2 separate regions of the Homo sapiens genome follow, and region 1 is linked to region 2. The links are chromatin contacts, found by Hi-C in ENCODE. All regions are on one chromosome and are shown on one strand. The core of a region is the stretch at or near the end of the contact, and the rest is flanking DNA. Distances in the headings are between cores, read along the strand shown.

Region 1 (2,700 bases), core at 201-2,700, 1.8 Mb after region 2:
GGCAAAAACCCAAACCTACAATTGAATGAATAATTGAAATTACTTAATTTAAAGGAAATTTCCCAGTCATAATATTAACAGTATATAGTTTAATTACTTGAGTCAAGTGATCCAATACATTATGCGCAGAAAGACCTTTATAAATATATTTTAAAATAAAGTTCAAGTAGTTTGACTCTATGCACATGTTAATTCCACAGAATATTTCTGGAACAAAAACAGAACTTGCAGTTTTGAAGATAAATGTTAAAAAAGTGTGATAAAAATTACTGGATAGTTAAACATAAGAGGCAAGGAAACTATAAAGTTCAAGAATATGTAGCTTATTTTCTCCATTCAAATCCAGTATGATGTCCTCAATTTGTAAGATGTTATGCAAAGAATATTGTCTCAAAATTACATTAGAGAAATAACTTTAGCGTTAGAAGACCTAACTTTGGCAGCTGCTTACTAAATGTATTATCTTGCGTAAATTCTCTGAGGTTTAGATATTCTCATAATAAAACAAAGATAATTCTTGGCTGGGAGCGGTGGCTCACGCCTGTAATCCCAGCACTTTGGGAGGCCGAGATGGGCAGATCACGAGGTCAGGAGATCCAGACCATCCTGGCTAACACGGTGAAACCCCGTCTCTACTAAAAATACAAAAAATTTAGCCGGGCGTGGTGGCGGGCCCTTGTAGTCCCAGCTATTCGGGAGGCTGAGGCAAGAGAATGGCTTGAACCTGAGAGGCGGAGCTTGCAATGAGCCGAGATGGCGCCACTGCACTCCAGCCTGGGGGACAGAGTGAGACTCCGTCTCAAAAAAAAAACAAAAAAAAAACAAAAAAAAAAACCCAAAGATAATTCTCACCTTAAAGAGCTGTTGTCAGGATCACATGTGATGATATATGTGAAACTATTTTGTAAACTGTAAGATTTATAATAGAAATGTAAAGGTTTATTACTACTAAACTGAGTGGTAGTGACTTTAATACGCAGAATATGATAAAGGCTGTGAGTTTTAAATACAGTGTGAGGAGAGCATGAAGAAGGGAACCATTAATTCTTCTAAAGGCAAGGAAGAGATTTGAATCTGAGGAGGAGAGGTTATAGCTAGTCTGTGATGGTGCAGATGTTTTGCTTTTAGAGTAAGAGCAAGAGTGAGAACTAGAGCTAGTGAGCAAGAGAGAGAAGGAGAAGATGAAAGAGAGACAGAGAGAGACAGAAAAAGAGAAACTGACTTAGGTAGGGTGACTTAGCAGAGGGAAAAATTTGGCAAAGAGATGAAAGTTTCTATTTTGTTTGCATAAAGTTTCAATGTGACAAAACAGTGAAATTTAGCTTAGGGGTAGCAATTTTTCTACTAGTTTATCACTGATGTCTGAAATTTCACTTTTATGATGAATTCCTTTGGGTCATTGAGAAAGCCCTCCCTGTTATACCAAGAATGCTTAGTCATTCCTTCTTCTGTACAACAGCTACACAGCGTACCTGCTTTCATCACCATATTGACTGCATGCTTCATTTAATTTATTTATTTGTCTGCCTTCCTTAGCATCTTTATAGGTGGTGGGCATGGCAGGAAGGTCCTGTAATTGACACTATTCAGGTTTAGAATAGGCTTCAATAAATATTTATTGAATGTAATTGCCTGTGGTTAAAATACAAACACTTCTGAGAACTGTAACAAAATACGCGTCATCAAAGTTAGCTAAGATTATTTTTCCCACAAAAATCCCTTAGGGATACTAGAAAAAGTGGTAAAAGATTTGAATTTATACAAAGCCCAGAGAGAACATCACAGTAGGAGGGCCCTGGGCCCTGAAGTGTGGGAGGTTTCCAGAGATTAAGAAAAAAGGAAAGGAGAAACATAGAAAAATAAAAAACCTTCATCCTCTTCATATTTTTTCTAAGAATCTGCTCTCCCAACCTTCAAGAAATTCATAGTTCTTTTGAGAAGAAAAGAGTAGCAAGCAGAAAACAATAAACAAGGAAGAACTTTATATCCGGGTTTTCCAAATTCAGACCATGTGAAGTTGATTTATGGAGTGGAGGAAGCAAAATGCATCAAAGACACATATTAATCAGTAGTATGTCTTCTATTCATGCATGACTTTCTCATATGTGCATATTAATAGACCCTGTTGCGATTAATAAAATACAAGTTATATAAGATAATTCAGAGCTATTTAATCAAAATATATGTTATTTAGCAACTAACTATAAAGGTAGTACTACCAAGTTGGGGAAAATGGAAGTTGTCATTGATAAACAATTTTTGTTTGAATAATTTAAAATGAAAATGTGGGAAGGACTACTGCACACCAGCTTTGAAAGACTGCTTTTGGCATTTCCTACCTCTGAGTCGTGAAAACTGATGTCAGGCCACACTCTACCATTAACTAGCTGGTCATTTGGGGAAAACCACTTTTTCTCACCAAGTCTTTGACTTAATTTTTCTGTGCTAGTAAAATGTGGATTAGAATAATCAAGAAAGAATATTTTATAATTGTGAAAAGTATTTGAATGAGATTCAGGCATGATAATTCCCCCGTATAAAGATTCACCAAAATTCCAGCGATGTGAAATTTGGTTATTTGAATTTCAGAAGAAAGGAGAGAAAACTGCTTTTATCAAACACCTGCTATTTCAGATATTTTGAATTACCTTAAAAATATAATCCTCATAGGCTGGGCGCAGCGGGTCATGCCTGTAATCC
Region 2 (2,700 bases), core at 1-2,500:
GAAAGACCTGCTCCTGTGACTCAATTACCTCCCACCGAGTCTCTCCCACAACACGTGGGAATTCAAGATGAGATTTGGGTGGGGACACAGCCAAACCATATCAGACATCTAGAGTCCAGAACTGTGAGAAAATAAATTTCTATTGTTTAAGCCACCTAGTCTGCAGTGTTTTGTTATGGGAGCCTGAGCAAACTAATACACTTCCTATGAAGAAAATCTCACGTGAAGTCCAAGCCTGTCTGGTCTAAGAGAAAAAAGTCACCACCTGAGAACTGGGACCACATTCTTTGTTCTAATTGTTCCAGCTAGTCCAGCTTCTCCACTAACCTACTTAATCATTACAGACATGGGCACTGTGACAATGATGGCCAGGTGTGTTGGGAATTCAATCACTTGAACAAGAATGTCCCTGGGTTATAACATCCAGGCTGCTGCTTTTTTTTCTAAAGCACCAGACAATTGCTTCACAAAGTTCCCAATAACTCAGCTCTCACCACTTGCTCAAAGCCAGTTTCTTAGGCCTTGAGGGGGGGAAATAGGCTATTTAAACTCAAATGACTATTGAGCTTTGTTGACAAAATACCACTTGGAAGAATAATGTAAATGGAATCCATCTTCAAGGAAGCAAATGTCAAGGAGCACTTCACAAAACCCATGTTCCTCTAGCCACAGTGACTTCATTACTACATCTGAGGGGAGAGAAGTGTGAGTTTAATTAGGTAAACATAGAGACAGTGTTTGGGAATCTCATTGTAACCAGTGAGAAGGCAAGGTTTTCATAGACAATTGCTGGATGCAACTAGGTCAGTCTCCAGATCTGAAATTAAACCCTTTATCTAAGGGTTACTACTTAAGCCAGCAACAAAGGAGCATTTTACCCAATTCCCACTCAGATTTAGAGATGTCAAGTTTTCCTTGTTTCTGACTAGCAACAACAGAAGAAATTAAAACAGCTCAGTCTGGAATATCCCAGGAACCCCCAAACTTAGCAAGATTTGGGGAATATACCACCTAGTCACTCCTTCAGAAAGGGGCACAGTGATGGGGGAGAGCACAGAACGCAGGCATCAAACACACCTGCATTTGAGTCCTGGCTCCATGGGTTACTAAGTGTGTGACTGTGAGCCAGTTATTTAACCTTCCATAGGCCTCAGCTCCCTTATCTATTAACCTGGTGAAATGCAGACCCCTCTGCATGGGGTTACAAGGTTTCAGCATGACTGGGTATGAAAAGAGAACAAAGAAGCTTCCTGGAGATGACTGTGGCCTTGGCTCACTGCCAGGAAAATGACTCATTTCTGTATGCCAGGGTTATAGTTCACTGTTACCCTGACAAATGAATGTGGAAGACCCATGATTTCCTCCACCCTCCTTCACTCACATAGTAAAAGTTAGCTACTGCCTGCAACATACCAGGCACCGTACAACACGAAACTGTAGGCTCCCCCTCCAGGAAGTGACAATGTCATTCCTAACCTGTTGGAATTTTAACACCTGTCATAAAAGGATCTCATGATGCTTTGAATACTTTCTCGAAAGGTGTCACATGCTGCAAGAATAGTAAGGACAGCAACAGCTATCATTTCCTACTTGGGTTGCATGTTTAATATTTCGTAAAACAATACTTTCACATATATCATATGAGCCCCACAAAGGCTCCAGAACTTCAGCATACAACCAGTAAGTTGCAGAACTGGATCACAAGCCCGACCTCCATCTCCCTAAGTTCAATAGGAATTTTCTGATACATTTTCTCCCAAGTTTGAAAGTAATATTACGCACAGAAAAGTTGGAAAAAAATAACCACACCTTATTTTCATCACCCAGAGATAGCCACTGTATCATTTTGTTCTATTTTCTTCCTATCTTTTTTCTATGCTTAAAAAAATTTTATTTAAACAAACTTGAGATCATACTATGTATAAAATTTTTTAGTCTTTTTTCCCCACTAAAAATGTTATGATTAGCATTTTCCCACATACTAAAACTTCAGCCTAAAATGTTATTAAAAAACAGAAAAACACAGCAAGCTTTATCTAGTAATTCCTGTTTTATATAATTGTTTCCAAACTTCCACAATTATGAATTATGCTGTAATGAGCACAAAACTTTTTGTTTCTGATTTTTCTTCAGATTGAACTATAAGTGTACTTAAGAGACTGATGACTCATTCTTTCATTCAACAAATATTTAATAAGCACCGACTAGGTACTGGATACCATTATAAACTGACGATACAGTAATAAGGAAACAAAGTAAAAAAACAGACAAGATATCCCTGCCTTCATGAAACTTACATTCTAGAGATATCAACAGTTTTAAGTATCTGTACGCATACTGTCAAATCACTTTTAGAAAGGTCGAACTATTTTATAACTCCAGTACATAAGTAGCTGTCTTACTACATTTTCACCAATGCTGAGTATTATGATTTAAAATTGTTGCTAATTTATAACACTTAATAAAAATATTGCATTCCTTAGAGATTTTTCTCCTTTGCTCTCTACCTCCATATATTCACCTCATCATAAAATACAAGTACATTGAAGAGACATTTAAGTTATCATCCAAAGTTGGTCTCCTAGCTGGGCATAATGACTCACAGCTATAATCCCAGCACTTTGGGAGGCCAAGGTGGGTGAAGCACTTGAGCCCAGGTGTTTGAGACCAACCTGGGCAACATAAAAACACCCCATCTCT

What was found. Hi-C counts contacts between places; a loop is a spot of excess contacts on that map. Pooled maps may share reads with other maps.
Region 1: a map with no recorded cell type shows a loop between it and region 2 (23-fold over the local background). The contact joins two enhancer-like sites. A Hi-C loop is called at or near these places in 3 of 37 single-sample maps with no recorded cell type and 6 of 50 pooled maps.

What each region holds. Positions count from the first base shown.
Region 1 is chr11:88,356,226-88,358,925 of GRCh38, forward strand. All of the region lies in intron 1 of LOC101929174 (a long non-coding RNA gene), which reads left to right. Among named protein-coding and RNA genes, the nearest start is that of CTSC, 20 kb to the left of the region's middle. RefSeq lists a cis regulatory region at 1,323-1,528. Within about 2 kb of position 1,451, at least 3 of the 41 ENCODE cell types and tissues checked have a DNase peak (open chromatin) inside an H3K27ac peak, as active enhancers do.
Region 2 is chr11:86,591,826-86,594,525 of GRCh38, forward strand. All of the region lies in intron 2 of ME3 (malic enzyme 3), which reads right to left. Among named protein-coding and RNA genes, the nearest start is that of ME3, 79 kb to the right of the region's middle. Within about 2 kb of position 1,251, at least 19 of the 41 ENCODE cell types and tissues checked have a DNase peak (open chromatin) inside an H3K27ac peak, as active enhancers do.